2 separate regions of the Mus musculus genome follow, and region 2 is linked to region 1. The links are chromatin loops, found by intact Hi-C in ENCODE. Cell type or tissue: left cerebral cortex. All regions are shown on one strand.

What was found. A loop is a pair of places that touch in the nucleus more often than their neighbours do. Peaks named below come from ENCODE experiments on the same cell type or tissue, not always from the same donor. Only the 100,000 strongest peaks of a DNase experiment are listed, where the experiment ranks them.
Region 2: it touches region 1 in a loop (3-fold over the local background); 2 of 42 quality-filtered maps call a loop at or near these places.

What each region holds. Positions count from the first base shown.
Region 1 is chr13:101,505,499-101,513,498 of GRCm38, reverse strand. No RefSeq gene overlaps it. Among named protein-coding and RNA genes, the nearest start is that of Gm36475, 31 kb to the left of the region's middle. In left cerebral cortex, a CTCF peak has its summit at 3,412 (motif pointing left); DNase peaks (open chromatin) are centred at 3,385 and 4,843; H3K27ac peaks cover 890 bases.
Region 2 is chr13:101,232,007-101,240,006 of GRCm38, reverse strand. The region is part of intron 2 of Gm36427 (a long non-coding RNA gene); the gene reads left to right. 5930438M14Rik (RIKEN cDNA 5930438M14 gene) reads right to left here and starts at 7,880. Exons shown (of 4, transcript NR_046158.1): 1 at 7,641-7,880. In left cerebral cortex, a CTCF peak has its summit at 6,450; DNase peaks (open chromatin) are centred at 4,705, 6,086, 6,383, 7,023 and 4 more places; H3K4me3 peaks cover 514 bases; H3K27ac peaks cover 6,988 bases.

The DNA of each region.
Region 1 (8,000 bases):
GCCAGCTAAATCTCTCAGATCCAAAGCCTGTTACTTGTCTTCTAAACATCCTTGCATAATATTTCGAGTTAAGTAATACCAGGGCTGCTTATTCTTTCCCCAACTTCGTCCTTTACTTATTACAAACAGGAAGAAGTAGTCTGTTTATATTTTTGGATCACAATTTGATCCTGTAACTGCAAGGAACCTTTATTGCCAGTGGAAATATTCGGGAGAATATGTGAGGTTCAAAGTGTCAATTTCAATTGACAATATCTCACCCTCTCTAGTTCTTTACAGAGAAATTGTGCTATTTTTCTACAAAGGGAAAAAAAAGTGCCTTCTCTCTACTAAAGTCACTTTTACAACTCTGGGAATTCTGGCATTATTAGTATGGTCAAGAACACCCACAAAACTGTGTATCCTAAGCCTATCTTTCAGACAATCCATTAACAACATACAGTACAGAATTAATTTTTCATGGAGGGACCATACAAAATTGGCAGAGTGAAATTTCTTACGATGGGCATTGTGGGTTTGAGCCTTGTTAGGCAGCATGGATAATTGTGATCAAGAGCAAGAGAAGCTAACAAATCATTGAGGAGGGTTCAGAGGCTGGGTGAAGACTTTAGTCCACTCACGAAGCCATTTTGTTTGTGGATCAAATGCTGGCTTCGTAATATCATCAAAATAACCCATCTACACTCATTGTTCTGGGTGGAGGAGGCTCTGTACACTGTAGATGATCAGCAGCATCCCTGACTTCCACCTTGACCCAGCCGTGACAATCAGAGATGTCCCCAGACACTGTCAAATGTCCCTGAGGAGGCAGAATCAGTTCCTTGCAGGAAATGAGGAATGCTGCTTTGGCAGAGTCTGAAAAGAGCTAGTGAAAGTTGAGGGAGACCTTGGGGGATACTCTTAAAGTTTTGAAGATTGGAACTGGGATGTGCATCTCACAATGTGCATCCTCTCTCGCAGGCATGTGAGGGTGGGCTTGGGTTGGGTGAGGATCATAATGATGGGATCTTGTAGGGTTGCTGGAGACAGTGAGGTAGAGATTTTGAGATGAGGGGGCTAAGAAAATGCTCAAATTGGTAGAAAAATTTCCCATGATGCCTTCAGTTGAGAAATCGATGGATCTTTCTGGAAGTGTCTAGAATGACCACAAAACAACCCTTACTTTACTGAGTAAGGGTTTTCTGGACAAGAAAGTTGTTCTAATGAAAATGCTCAAAGAATGAAGTCACGTGCTTATGAGGATAGTAACATTTTAGATTGCAGAGGCTTTTTAAGGTTCCTTGATTTTATTCCTTTGGGCATATTATTGCTACATTTGGAGAATTCAGTATGAGTAAAAAAAGAATGAGTTAGGAAGCCCCTATTCCAGAGGTTCAGCCAGGCTTTACCATACTGGGAACTTGATGAATGATTTGTGCAAGCATGCAGTTTTCCCCAAACTCCAGGTTCTCCAGCAACATATTGAAGTTGATAGTGTCTTCCTTTTCAGACCTGCTGCAGTGGGATGAAGCAATGCATCTCTTAAAATCCTCACAGCACATGTTACCTAAGTATGAATAGGTCATTCAAAACTAAAAGAGCCTGGAACAGCAGTAGGGTACCTGTACTTGGGCCATCAAACCTTTGGAACATGCTACCTGCCTTCTCATTCCTATCAACAGCAAGAAAATGTTGGATTTTTCTGGACACAGATGCTGGAATGTTTTCTCTGCACCCAGGAAATATTAAGGAGGGAGAGAAGCCGTTATCTCACAGATTCGTTCTCTCATGTTCCTGAGCATGTAGGTTTATCTCTGAAATGTGTGGGGTGATGTGGGCTGGATACTAGCAATACCACTGCCACATGGGTAAAAGAATCATAAAATTACTGTCAGAGTAACTTGGAGAGGATTGAGAACTGAAGACCATGCACTGGAAAGCCCATTCAGTCTATTTTCAGACTCTTAAGAACAATGCCTTCTCTTAGTAGCATGACCTTGAATCTGTTTCACAGTGGGATTCTGCTTTCTCTCTTCTAAATCTCAAAACAGACCATCTTCTCTTACTGCATACATTTTTTTAATCCCTACCCTACGGGATAGATGCTATGATAAGAAGTCTGATGCTCAAAGTCTAAATAATTTGCTGAATTAGACCCAATTTATTCATAAATGGAAGCAAGAGTTAAAATTTAACTTGTCTCCTGGGTTCCAAAGTTTGTGATTCCCCAACTACAGTGTGCTGTCCTGAACTCATTTATTCCTCAAAACAACAACAAACAGAGAAATGAAAAGCTAAAACATCAGACATATAAAACCATGGTTCATATAGACGGGGTCCACGAGCAGCAGTTTCGATATATGGGCAAGACATACATAATCATATGTGGTGTTTTAAATGAGAAATGTCCCCAGAATCTCATATATTTGACTATTTAGTTTCTGCTCAGTGGTGCTGCTTGAGGACGTTATGAAGCCCACCTGGAGGAAATATGTCATTGGGGGTGGGCTTACAGACGTCATTCATAGCTTGGACCCACTTCCAGCTATCTCTCTCGCTGGTTCATGTTTGCTGTTGAAGGTGTGATCTCTCAGTTCCCACTCCTGCCACCTGCTGCCATGCTTCCCCTGCCATTACAGACTCGCCCTTTGATGCATGAGCCAAAATAAACTCTTTCTCCCATAAGCCATTGTTGGTCATGGTGCTTTATCACAGCAACAGAAATGAACTCATGCATCTAAGGTGTTTCTCTAACCTGACCGTAAGGTGACACATCATCAGGCAGCCTTTCTGGAAACCACACTGCCAGTCCAGTTTGCCTAATCCTAACAAAATAAATGAACCCGCTCCACCGCATGGTTCACAATGGACTGCTTTTGATGGGATCGGGAGAAAGAGAAACACGGTGTATCCTTCCTACTAATGCAGTTTCAGAGCTGTGCAAATGTATTTGGTAATGTTTAGATAACAAGGGTTATTGGGAAAATGGTAAAGGCTCAGCAAATTTTGCTGCAAGATACTGCAGATGGGAGGGACTCGGTGATGAAATGCCTCTTACAGAAGTGTTTCAAACAGTGGGCTCTCTGGGATCATGTACGTATGGTGCCAGTGCTGTGGTCTTCAGGGCCTGTGATTCATAAATGGTCAACTAGATGCAAATGGGTTTGTGGCCTCTGGGTTTTGTATTTCTCTTTCTTTTCTTTTTAAAAACCACAAAGCAGGCTGACTTTTTCTTAGCTCTGTACGGTACTTGCTTTGTGACTGAGCAAGCCTCCTCCTAACCCCCACCCCCAATCTCCCTGGGCCTCAGTTTCTACCTCCTGAGGAGGAAGAGTTGGTTATGTGATCCTTCAGGTCACTTCCTTCCCTTGATTTAAACAGATTCACAAAGGTTAACAACTGACTAGTGCCCTCTACAGGGGACTCTTTCAGCAGTGTGGGAACCCAGGGAAAATGCTAGCAAATATATATTTGCTATATATAGATGTATGTACAGTGTCTATAGATGTATTTGTGTTCTAACCATATACAATATATAATTAATTAATGAAACATAGTTGTGAATTAATTAAGTCTTAGATTTCGTCCAGACTTCATTGTTCACATAAGGAACACAGGGACCACCTTGGATGCAAGCTTCACTTAGTCCTGTGAGAAAAAGTTTTCCAGGATGTGAATATAAATATGCAGTTCAGTAGTTGTCTGATAATGACCTTTGCCTGGCTTTTTCAGTTGTCATCAAAATACCCTTCCCTCTCCTTCTCAGACAACTGGAACGCAGCATTTTCTAAGTTTTCTGTATACTTGCTACTCTTAAGAGTTGATGGACTGTGGATTTTTCCATTAGAGAGGGAAATGGCCATTTCAGTGTTGCCTGTAATAGCGTGAGCCCCTCACTGTGAGGGTGGCTTCTCTGCAAGCGATCAGGAGGCCCTTTCACGACATTGCCAGGAGAAAATGTAGGCGTGTTCAGTAATTGATTGATTCCCCTTCGCTTCAAGCAGTGCTGAAATGTTTAATCCTTCATGCTGAGACCCGCCCAGAAGTTAGGACATACTATTCATTCCTAAGGTGTAGGACATAGAAAAAAAAAAATGTCCTGGAAGGCTTTCAGAATAAATTTGGGTCTGTGTAAGCCTTCTTTAACATTTGCAAAACTAATCGCTATTTTAAGTTTTATTACTACAAAAGTCATGTGTGCTTTGTGGAAAGTTATAAATTCAGATAAAGAAAGTTTTAAAAGTGCTAGCCCCACATTCCTACCCCTTACAGGTTACCACTCTTAACACCTGTATACACTACATGTTTCTATCAAAATGAGATAGTGTTGTACATGCTGCTTGTAAACTGCTTTTTTTAGTTTATGAATCTTTCCTTGCCAATAAATTTTTATCTCCTCTAAAACCCAGTCTATGTTCAAATTTGCCCTGCTTGTCTGCAAAATGTCTTTTTACAGTTGGTTTGTTCAAACTAAATTCAAGTGCAGGGCCCTGCATGGCTTTTAGATATCCTGTCCAGTAAAGCACATGAATTTAACAATTTTTCATAAACTTAAAAAAACAGGGAAGGTTGAAGTTTGCTCTCTCTCTCTCTCTCTCTCTCTCTCTCTGTGTGTGTGTTCAGATTTTATTCTTTACATAAAGCAGATTTGAAAAAAAAACTGCCTAACTTTCTGCTTTATCTTCACCTACAATCACTACGCCTTATTGGTATAACAGATGGTCAGATTTTAAATGTACAGCCTTTAGTCTAAAATGAAATTTGTAAACCTGCTTGAAATCTTGGAAAACATCTCTTCTTCTCTTAACCACTGAGCCATCTTCTCTCTCTGTAGCCCACATTTGTTTTTCTTTAAGTTTATTCAGACCTAAACATAGCAAAGTCAGTCAAAATTTGTATCAGACATATAGCAAGAGAGTGTGGTCAAGCAAACAGGCCTGGTCTGCCCTCATGGTGCTTCAGGTCTGGCAGGGAAGGTAACCCACAAGTTAATTGTTAACACAAAGTACCAAATTAAATGATGACACAGGCTGGTATTGAGGGGGCAGAGGATAGAAGTTATCTAGGCACAGGGAGAGACTTGGGGAGGCAGGTCTGGTCTGGTGCAAAGGAGGGCTTCTCTAAAGGAATGTCTATTGGAAAAGGAAGGCAAAGCCTACTTTTGGCATCAGAAATAAGAATTTGCTAACATATTGGAGTTAGTTGTGAGTCATTTCTCTTATGACCAGAATAGAGAAACCATGGGCAAAATGGAATGTGATGAGCCAGGAATGAGGTCCAGGTCGGCGCATCCAGGGCCCTGGGCCATGGCAATACTGTATTGATTGTATGGGCAAGAAGGAGCAGTGAATGACTGTAAGCAGTAGCAAGCATGATCTGATTGATGCTTTTGCTAAGGACATGCTCGCTTCTGGATAAAGACCACACTGAGGAGACAGCCATGAAGACAAGATTGCTGACAAGACAGCAATGAACCTGATGGAATGCCACCTTAGCGGATCAGTTGAGATTGAATGTCTTGGCCTTGATTGGTGGACAGAGTAGACTAAAGCGGATCAACTTAGAGATCCATTTAGCTTTCTAGGAAGTGGAACCAGAAAGATGTAGGGACTGATGTGATTGAGAAGGGGGAGGGAAGGAGGAAATACATGCAATGATGTAACTATTTAGACTGTGTTATGGAGCTGTGCAAGTAATTACACTCCAGGTTCAAGCTAGCTAAGGACCTAGTGAAAATGTCTTGTCTCATGTACCCAAATGTCCTTGAGTAGATCCGATGTGTCAACACAGCTCACCCCAGGAATTCAGATCATGTCTTTAACAATACCTTTCTTTCCTATTCTTGTGTTGGCTTCACCCTTTCCTTGAAGCTCCTCTCTCATGCTAACAAAATAGCTACTGGTAGCTCTGGGTTTGCACCCTTTCTGGACACTCACTCCTTTAGCAGAAGGGGACTTGTCAATATTCTCAGGAAATGTTCTAGAATGGAACCTCATTAGCTGGTCTCAAGCAATATGTTTGTGCCTGGAGCTCAAGAGTAGAACCAATTCTATATCAAGTACACACAGAGTAGAGAAGCAAATTTAGCACTATAATTGTGAATAGATGATAGACAGGTAAGAATGACAGCATTTACTATATGTGACTCCCATCCTTTTTATAGGCAGAACTGCATGAAAGGGAAGGTCATTCCCTTGAGGAAGAAAAGAGTGGTGAGGGAAAGATTGCAGGTTCAGGTTTACACATGCTCTTTGTGGGATCTGTCTGATTTTACTTGGGGATGCTGAGTGAGCTGAGAAGTTTGTGAATCCAAGGCTAAGTAGAAGTTCTTGACTGTAGAATTTTCTTGGCTGTAACTTTCAAGGTTTGAAAGTTACCAGTGTGCATGGCATGGGTGAGATCATCTGATGAGTATGTCAGATGGGAAGAGGACATGTAATAGCTGGGCTGGGAAAGAGAAGAGAGCTGCAGGAGATTATAAAGGAAGGGCAGGCCAGCAGGTGAGGAAGAAACTTAGTCAGTATCCTGCCAGTGAAGTGGAGACTTCTTGCTGAAGGTGAACATGCAACAGCTAACAGCATGACAGGCCTCTGAGAGATCCAGTCATTTGAGGAAGTATGGCTGAAAGCTGCATCTTGGTGACTGCTGGTGGCACTGGTCAGAAGAAGGAAATGTGCTAGATTTAGCAAGGAAGACCAAGGGGGATGGCTGGCAAGGACAGAGGCATTGGAATGATGACAAAGGCTAGAAATTTGCTTTGAGGGGGCTCCAAGGAAGAATTTTAATTTAACTAGGTTGTCTTTGACACATACATGTGAAGTTATAAAGAAAGGTAGAGTTATCAAAGTTAAAAGATAGAGGCAGATAGGATTCAAAGACCAGAAGGATGGAGAAATCTTAGAATGAAGAAGAACCAACTCCTTCACTACAGCTAGAAGGGGAAAGGAAAAAGACAGATGTGGAAAAGCATGCAGGTCTGTTGCCAGATGCGGAAGCCATTGCCGTAGCGTGGTGTCTATCAATTCGTAGAAGCAGGAAGTGGTATCATCTCCTGTAAAGAACTGCAGAATTAGAGAGTGGAGAGATCTCAAACAGGTTCAGAAACTCAAGGTGGAATAGAATCCCTGAGCAGGGTCTGTGGCCAGGGAAGGCTGTGCTGTCATCTGACCTGCCGATGATGTCTTACCACAGTACCCAGCAAGGGGACTACTATATCTAAGAAGATGGATAGCTTACCCTCCAGATGTGATGAAAGAACGCGGGAGAGAGGAGCTGGTGGTCAAATAAATCCACAGAAGGAAACCAAAACGGACAAACAAAAAATGCAATGGAGAAAGTAGCTATTGTTCGCCCCTGGCGAAGTTGGAATGGGTTCTGATTTCCATAGAGAAGGATTGAAAGGCAAACCAAGGGATTGCCATTGATGATGGAGGGAGGGAAGGGAGGAAGGATGATGGGGTGGACAAGAGAAAGTTCCCAGGCAGTGAGGAAATGGTTGTAAAAAGCATAGAGGCGTGGCTACAAATGGTACAGCCAGCTTCAGTGGAAGGGGAAGCGAGGGCTACAGAATACTGCTGACAGAGTGGCCTTGAGTGGTTCTAAAGGCTCCAAAGCTTTGCCCAGTAGGGGCTCTGAAAGAGTTTCTCTACCTCTACCCTGATAACCTGACCTTTTCAACCTTTCATCACTATTCATATTTCTCTTCCTTCCCCCTTTTCTATTAGATTCCCTCTGGAAATAAAGTATTTTTCTTTGTATGGCTTCCTATTTTAATAAATGACACCACTATCCATCAAGCCCCAACCTGGAATCACCTTTCATGCTCACCCCACATATTGCATCCATTGGTAGATCCAGTTCTTTGATCTCCACACGCCATTGTCTGTTGCAGACATTGTTAAGAACCTTGAGTTTAGCTAGCAACCATCATCTCTTCCTCAAATCTGCTCTCTTCACATCTCACTTTGTATGCCTACTGTCCATTCTCCCTCTAGTCTATCTCCTGGAAATATATGTCAGAC
Region 2 (8,000 bases), 270 kb after region 1:
ATTGTTGGTTCAATCAGGACCTCACTCATCTGGGAACAATAAACCCAAAGGGATATAGAGCCCCATTTCTCCTACAGAACTTCCAATCTACGGCTCTGGGTTTGGGATGGAAGAATAAGAAAGCTATATGCCACCTTAATTCCCAAAGCTAAATTTTTCTGTAGTAGACATTCAAACTAATGGAGGCTTAGAGAAGGCTAGTTGCAGCCAGGAGTTATTGAAATGGGAGAACTAGAACATATCAACATCCAAAGCAAGTGATCATTGTTCAGAAAGCTGCTCAGGGAACTGAAAAAGACATGGGGTTTGGAAATTTCAAATACCTTTCAGCAGTCATATCACAGAATCTGTTCTTGAAGATTCCAGTCCTCTAGGTAAACAAGTGGGGCAAACAGGTGCATAGAAAACTGGACAAAGTGGGGAGGAAGAGAGAGGAGGAGAGAGGAAAGCATGCAAAGAGAGAGGGAGGATGGGGAAATAAAGAAAATAAGAACAAGAAAGCCCACCCAGGGTCAGTAAGCATGGGAAATGAAATCACACCACACGTAGGCTGAGAAAGAAACCCAGCAGTAGAGAAATCTACTTAACACAAAATGCTTTACCTAAGTCACATCTATTAATATCCTACAGGCCTGGTGTTCTAGGAAACATATATTGGGCATGCTGACTGAGTGAGAAAGAAATGGATTTCAAAATAATTGAGCTGGAAAGTAAAGAAATTGAAACAGCCTGGCCCGTGTCAAACAAGAGGTCAGAAATGGGTCTCATGGCTTTTCTATCCTGGGTTTGGAGATGTGTCCTTGAATAGGCAAGATAAGGAGAATACATTTTCTTCTTTGGTTTGCCATTAGAGGTTTGTGTGAAAGAGAAGAACACAGATCTGTCCTTGCCACTTTCTTTCATGGGTATTTAAATCCCTACCAGAAATACAGAGCCCAGAATAGTATGCCCATATGTTTTTAACCTCTACAACAAACTACCATGATTCTCCCTCTAAAAGCTGGTAACATTACATTTCTACCTCAAAAACTGTGAGAAAAAAAAATTGGCCTTTAAGCAAACTAATTTGAAAGGTTTTTAAAAAGTATTAGAGACTTAAAAAAAAAAAAAAGGAATGCAGGACTTAAATATCCCAAAGTGTGAAAATGCTACATTTTTATATTCAAATGATTTGAAATAGATGAACAAAATGCTTCCAAACTTGCTAAAAATATCCATCTTCAGGCAATAAAAAGAAATCACTCTAAAGGGTCACTTATTTCAAGCAACTAAAAGGATTGATTTAGGTTATCCGTGAGCCACATAGCTGACTGCACCTGGGACACATGGGTAAAGAAAGGCCCTTCACAGCCTTCCCTAGATCCATAATGATATGTTTAGCGGAACTAATTTTAGACATGTCAGAAGCTTTGGATTTAGTATAGCAGAAAGTACTGGTAACAAGGCTTTGGTCAGTGTCCGTCAGACATGAGCACTGGTCAGTTTCAGGCATGGGCATTAGTCATATTGAACTTGGCTGGTGACGTATTCCTAGAAGGACAGTGGTCACAGGAAAGCTCAAAGCCCACATATACTTCCTGGGAGGTCTTCTTTCCCCCGTTCTATTTACTCAGTCCAGGCAAGAGAGTTTTGAAACCATCAGTGACAACTCCATCTTCTTCACGACCTACTACAAACAAACACTTCTACTGATCCATTCGAAACTGCCTGATCTTTCTTCCTTGACTCACAGTTATTTTTGGTTCAAGCAAGAAGTAGCTGGCCTCCAGTCAGCCTGCACAAGCTGAGGTTGCTATCCTTGGTCAGAGGAGGTAGATAGTCAATATGTCATAAGGTAGACCTCCATCCGAGCTCCTTAGGGATGAAAGCTCACTGGCTGGCCTGCGAACGGCTGCTTGAGCAAGATCTTTTGTCTGAGATTTGGATCTGCATGTGCCTACATTAACTTTAAAGAAACAGTAGCTGTCCCATCGCTGGGGTTCACCTTGACACAGCCACCCTCTTCTCTACCTTGTTACACTTTACAGAAGGATTTCTGTACCCTACTTTCTCCAGCCTGGTCCGCTTTGTGCCATTCCATACAGATCCTTCTTACCACTTCCCCCCAAATTCACCATGAATGGGTTTCTGCTCCAGGACTCCTCCCCCCACCCCACCCCCAGAGTCAGAGGGAAAAAGCCTTCGGTGCTATGTCTTTCTAAAGACACTCCAATGCTGTAAGGAAAATTCAGAGTAGACAGCTACTGTTCTCTCATTTTATATAATGGGAAAGCAAGACTCGGATTTCCTTAATGTGCATAACAATTCAGCAAAGTCAGAAACATTTCAACGCTATCTTCCCAAATGTCAGCAATCAATCATATTCCTCACCCATCTTCCCTATTTCTCACCAGGAGTCAGAAAGTGTGGGGAGGGGGGGGGGCAGGAAGACAATGGAGATGAGAAATCCACAAAGGGGGTCGGAAATGTAAATGAGAACCAGAAAGCCAACTAGTGAGAAAGGCTGATCCCACTTTTCTTTCCAAGTGTTTTCTTTGATCTCTTTGGGAGCTCTGGCCTCCCAACAAAACAGTCAGATATTATCAACTCACACCTAGCCTTGGGCATCCGTAGTCCAGGGACAAGGTAAGGCAGATATGAATGTGGCTTTCTGAGCCTCACGGTTTCACTCTGTGGCAGTAGATGCTTCAGCGGTCGGTATTGTGAGTATGGATCTTAAAGCAGTCACCCATCTATTCAGCAGTCATCTGCTGAACATCTGCTGTGTGCTGAGAGCTCTGCTGCACGCTGGATGGCGCATGAATATGAAAGAGACGTAGTTTTCTCACTAGAAACTTATAGTTTAATAAGACAAACATACCCCTGCAAACTCCAGGAATGTGATCTCACGAAGCCGAAGCTGTGACACCAGGATGGCTCAGATTCGGGCTTTTAGAGTTAAGTCAAACTAAGTATTACTGATGGAGTCAAAAGAAGAGTATGGTAAAGCACTTTCTGTTGAAGGGATCTAAGAACCTGTTGTTACACACACGGCACTCTGAGCTTCATCCTTAGGGCAGATTTAGATTTCCTCACTGTATGTCAGAATCCAGCAAAGCCAGAATATCTCAATGAACAGAGAATCTAAGGTTGTCTTCTCAAATGTCACCAATCGATCTCACTCATCACCATGTGTCAGAAGAGTGAGGAGAAGGACACAAAGACAGCAGGGATGAGGAGGAACAAGGAGCAAAGAGCCTTGACAACAGAAAAGGCACAGGGGCAAGGGAGAAAAGATTTGCTTGGCAAGTACCGATTAGACCTGTTTGGCTAACACAGGAGAGGTTAACTAGAGGGATGGAAGTGTGTGTGAAGCCAGCTAGTGGACTCTTAAGAGGAGGAGGCTAACAAGCTCAATCTGAACTCTCCAGGTGATGAACTGTCACTTTGGACATACCCGTTGAGTCCCAGTGACAGAACTAGGGGTGAGAGAGCAAGAGATGAAGACTGCTGTGGGAATGGGAAATGGACTGGCATGTGGGACACTGGGAATGCGGAAAGGAAAGGTCAGGAGTTCTGCTATAGAGACTGAAACTGCAAGCCTCCTCGGGGCCTTCTGGTGGACGTAAAAATCCACATCAAGGGACACCTGGAAGTGTGAGGCTTTGAGTGTGCCACTGAGATGACCTCACTGTTGCTCAGTATTGATTAATTAAAGAGATGGGCTTTGTTTGCCATACATTAAAAATATTTTATCCATTGATACCTGTGCACACACACACACTTTCCTTGCTTGGTGGTTTTATGTTTGTTTGTTTGTTTGTTTGTTTGTTTGTTTAGTCAGGGTCTTATTATGTACCCTCAGTTGATTAGGGACTTGGTCTCTTAGCTCAGGATGACCTCAGACACACTCAACTCCTCCTGTCTCTGCCTCTCAAGTGCAAGGCTTATCAGCACGAGCCACTACATCCGGTAAAATTCTTTAATTTCATTATCTCTTCTGTGTGTTTTCAAAATAGAGAAGACTCATAATAAGCAGCGACACCAGACATCACAGACATTTCAGACTTTAAAAAAATAAATAAATAAAACAAGCAGCATGATCCTTGCTGATGTGTAAATATAATGCGCCAGGCTGCTGACTGTAAAGGAAAAACTGTCCAAACAAACTATCCAACATGGCTTCCCTAGGTGTCTACGGATGCCCCTGCTCTCCTTCCTTTTTACATTAGAGATTTTTTAGGAAATGGCATTATTGAATCTAGGAACGCCTATCTATGAAGGGTTCCAGATTAATAAACCATCCCAGCTGCACCTAGCAGCCTTCTGATACTTGGTCTCTAAAGACACCTTCATTATCTGGACAGATACTAAAGAATGTGGGCCAGGGGCTCAGGGTATAGCTCAGCAGCAGGCCACACGCTTAAGGGTCCTGGGCCCTGGATTCAATACCAATCATAATATGAGGACAAAGAGTTAACAGTCCCCTCCCTAGCTCCTAATAGACAATGTTGCCCACCGTCTTTCTCAAGTGGTCTTTCCTGATAAACTCGAAGCAGCTGGGCTCCCACTCATGATGAGTGCTTCCCTCTTCCTTTCTCTCCCTTTCAATATAAGAGGCAGCCAGCACTTACTGAGCACCAGCTGTACTGCAAGCTCTGGGGCCAGTGATACAAATGCAAAGCCTTTGTTTTAGGCTAACACAAAGAACCCATTGTCCTTAAACACAGAGACCTTCTCCACCCCAATCTGGTGGGTTCAGAGATGTAAGGGAGGGAAGTGGTGCCCAATGGTCAGCTTCTTAGCTCTGGAATCCTAGCTAGTGACTCAAACCCACAAGCTCTGCTCTAAAATGGAGATGACCAACTGCCTCAGACGTTTCTGGTAAGGATTAAAGGAGATGTTCCATGAAAATATTTTAGAGTGACTGTCCACTAGAAAAATCTCGATAAAAAGCTATTACCATGGATAGTATTTGAATAACGAGGGAAATCTGAAATTGACCTCCGGTGGATGTGAGGATAACTATCCTTTTAGCAAGAAAAAATAAAAATACTTGCTGGAACTTCACAGAAAAGTCTAAAAAGCAATATCCACTGCAGCTTACGTGTTCCCAAGAGCAGTTCTTCAACATGGCCAACACGTCATGTTTCTGTTTCATTTTCCTCATTTTCTTACACCAGAACGTTTTCATCTGTGCCCAATGTTTATTTCCTGCTTAAAGGTACAGCGTTCCCTTGACCAAGCCCGGGTCAACTGCCAACACTGTCACAACCCAGAATTGTAAGCTCTGATCCTGAGCTGCATCAAACAGTGAACCAAACCACTCCCTTTTCATTCAATGGTTCTCAACGTTTTCACAAGGGTCACCTAAGACCACATGGATAACAGTAGCAAAGGTACAGTAATGGAGCAGCAATGAAAGTGGCGTTATGGTCACGGCATCTGTGGAACGTGAAGAACAGTATTAAAGCATCGAGGCATTAGGAAGGTTGAGAACGGCTGACGCAGAGGGAGCAGCTGGTATTAAGCCCAGGTGAAGATTAGCACAGAAATCATGAAAGAAAACAAACAAACAAACAAACGGAAATGGGCTCCTCCTGTAAACACTCCGAGCAATTAAAAATTAAATGAAGGAAAAGAAGAGCAGGAGAGATGTGCAGGCGGCATGAGAGCGAGCACGGCGCGCCCCACTGCGCGTCTCAGAGACTTTCATCGATTAGATGAATTATGGCCGTCCTCAAGGTTTCTATTGAAAGACAACCAAGAGGTGGACTCCGGGTGCCTGTTGCCAGGCAGGCTGCACCCTAGGAGGTCAGAATGCATAATTAATCAAGGGAGGCAGCAGGAGACTGCCTATCTGGGAGCCCTGGCCCTGGTGCACAGACTTCCACCAGCAGAGTAAGGTTGCCCTAATGAGCTTTTCAAGGTGATCCTGCCTTTTCTCCGTGTTCCTCACCTCTAGTCCCTTTGGGGCATTTCCAACCTAGTTACTCCAACATTCCAGGAAAGGCACAATCTCCTTCAAACGCCACGCCCTCTTCCCAAACGGTCTCTGCAGACACAAACTGAACATTAGGGATGACATCACCACCTTACTGCAGGTTATAGACCCAGACACTGAATTCCCATGTGGGCCAAGGTGATGGGCCAGCCTTGAGCAGTGTGCTGTCTGGATTGAGAGTGGGCAAAGACTCTTGCTGAAAACATACTTCTGATCTAGGAATTCTATTTTATTTTCTTCTTTTGCCTTTAAAAAATGCAGATAGGCACATGAGACCTAGAATTTATCCGTGCTACACAATTTATGCTAGCTCATTACCTCCTGCTAGACTCCAAGGCTTTGTAACGGAAATTGGCTCTGATCTCCGAGATGGGCATTACATCATAGTCTTCTTTTAGCACATTATGTCATCCCTGCTGAGACGCATTATCTATGGTTGGCTCAGCAGTAGCGATTTTTGTGGGCCGACTGCAGTGTTCCCAAAGAACTGCTGGGAACCACAGATTGAAATCTGAAACATTTATCTTCTAAAAAGCTGAAAAGGGGAAAAGATGTTCATGTTGGACCCCATTTCTTTTCCTTAACCCTCTCCTTTCTTGGCTACTTGTAGATCGCTCTGCTGTGAGCACCGGAGAACAATGTGCAGAGGCTGTGCAGGAGCTAACATTTGGAAATAACTGAAATTAAGGGGGACTGACACCCTGTTTTTCATCTGGGACCAATACTCTGCACTTACCATGATCACATCTCAAGGGATGCTACAAAATGCTCAGAAGAACCACCTGTACTTGCACCCAGCAAATAGAGAACATCATTCTGCCAAAATCTTAGGCTGCTTCAGAAAAGAACACACAAATTGAAGCTACACATGCACACATACACCTGCTTATCTTCCTGACCATGCTGTGGCCACACAGACAAATTCTAGATTTGTATTAGAAAAAAAATGTTTGCCAGGAACTGCACCGATATTATCTCTTGTCACTTCAACCATGAAATTAGAAGCCCATTTTGTACCTTTCCATCCTAGGCAGGATAAGAAGAAACCACTGCACAGAGGGAATAGAAAGACACTTTTAGGATCGAGCAAAGATACTCCCAAGCCCCAGAGAATCCCTATACCTTTCTTGTCACAAAGGCATAATTATGGAATTGTGGTGGGGGAGGGTCTCTAAATACCAGAAGGAAATAGAATACATTCAACCATGACAGAATTACAATTCCTCTCTTATACACCAACTAATGAGATTCACTGGGCAGGGAATACGTGAGGGAGGAGGCTCTCAAAGAGGCTATGAAAGTCCTCTTCTCCACCCACCTGTGCACTTTTCAGACTTTTTAATAATGAATATTTATGCTCTCAATTACTCTCTGTGATACTTAAATGGCAGTGCCATCAAAGCAAACAAACCCAGGATTAATGGGAACGAAAGTAAAGCTAACATTTGTCCTGGTCCAAAAGCCTTGTTTCTTTCTATCTTCAGTAGTACTTTGTCACACTCCACCCTAGGCTACACACACACACACACACACACACGCCACCCTTGGATTACAAAGCAAGAAGTTACATTTCATTCATTTGCTTGGTCCACAATGAGGCCATGTGCACAGTCCAAGCATCCCCACAGGTGTTGGGACTCTGGGATATGAAAACTACCTGGCAGGATTTCAGCAATCAACTGTTCGCATCTTTAGCATCTCTTCTCCCATATTTCATGTCTGTTGCCATTCGTCTTTATCAACTCTGATGGGAAAAGTGGGGATTGATGGAGCGACCCACAGAGCCCTCTGAAGGGGCTTTCAGATCGACAGTAGACTATAAAATGTCATTAAACAGCTAAAAGCCATTTTCAAAAATCCTTTCCTCTTCCCTTCGCCTTTCTTCCTTTGTCCCTTCATCCCCACTTCTTCACTCAAGCTCTTAGAATTTTATGTTCTGACGGCCAAAACTCTTTAAATCGTAATAACTATGTATGCCACTCGGGATAGTGAAAGGAAACTACGTATACTCTGAATA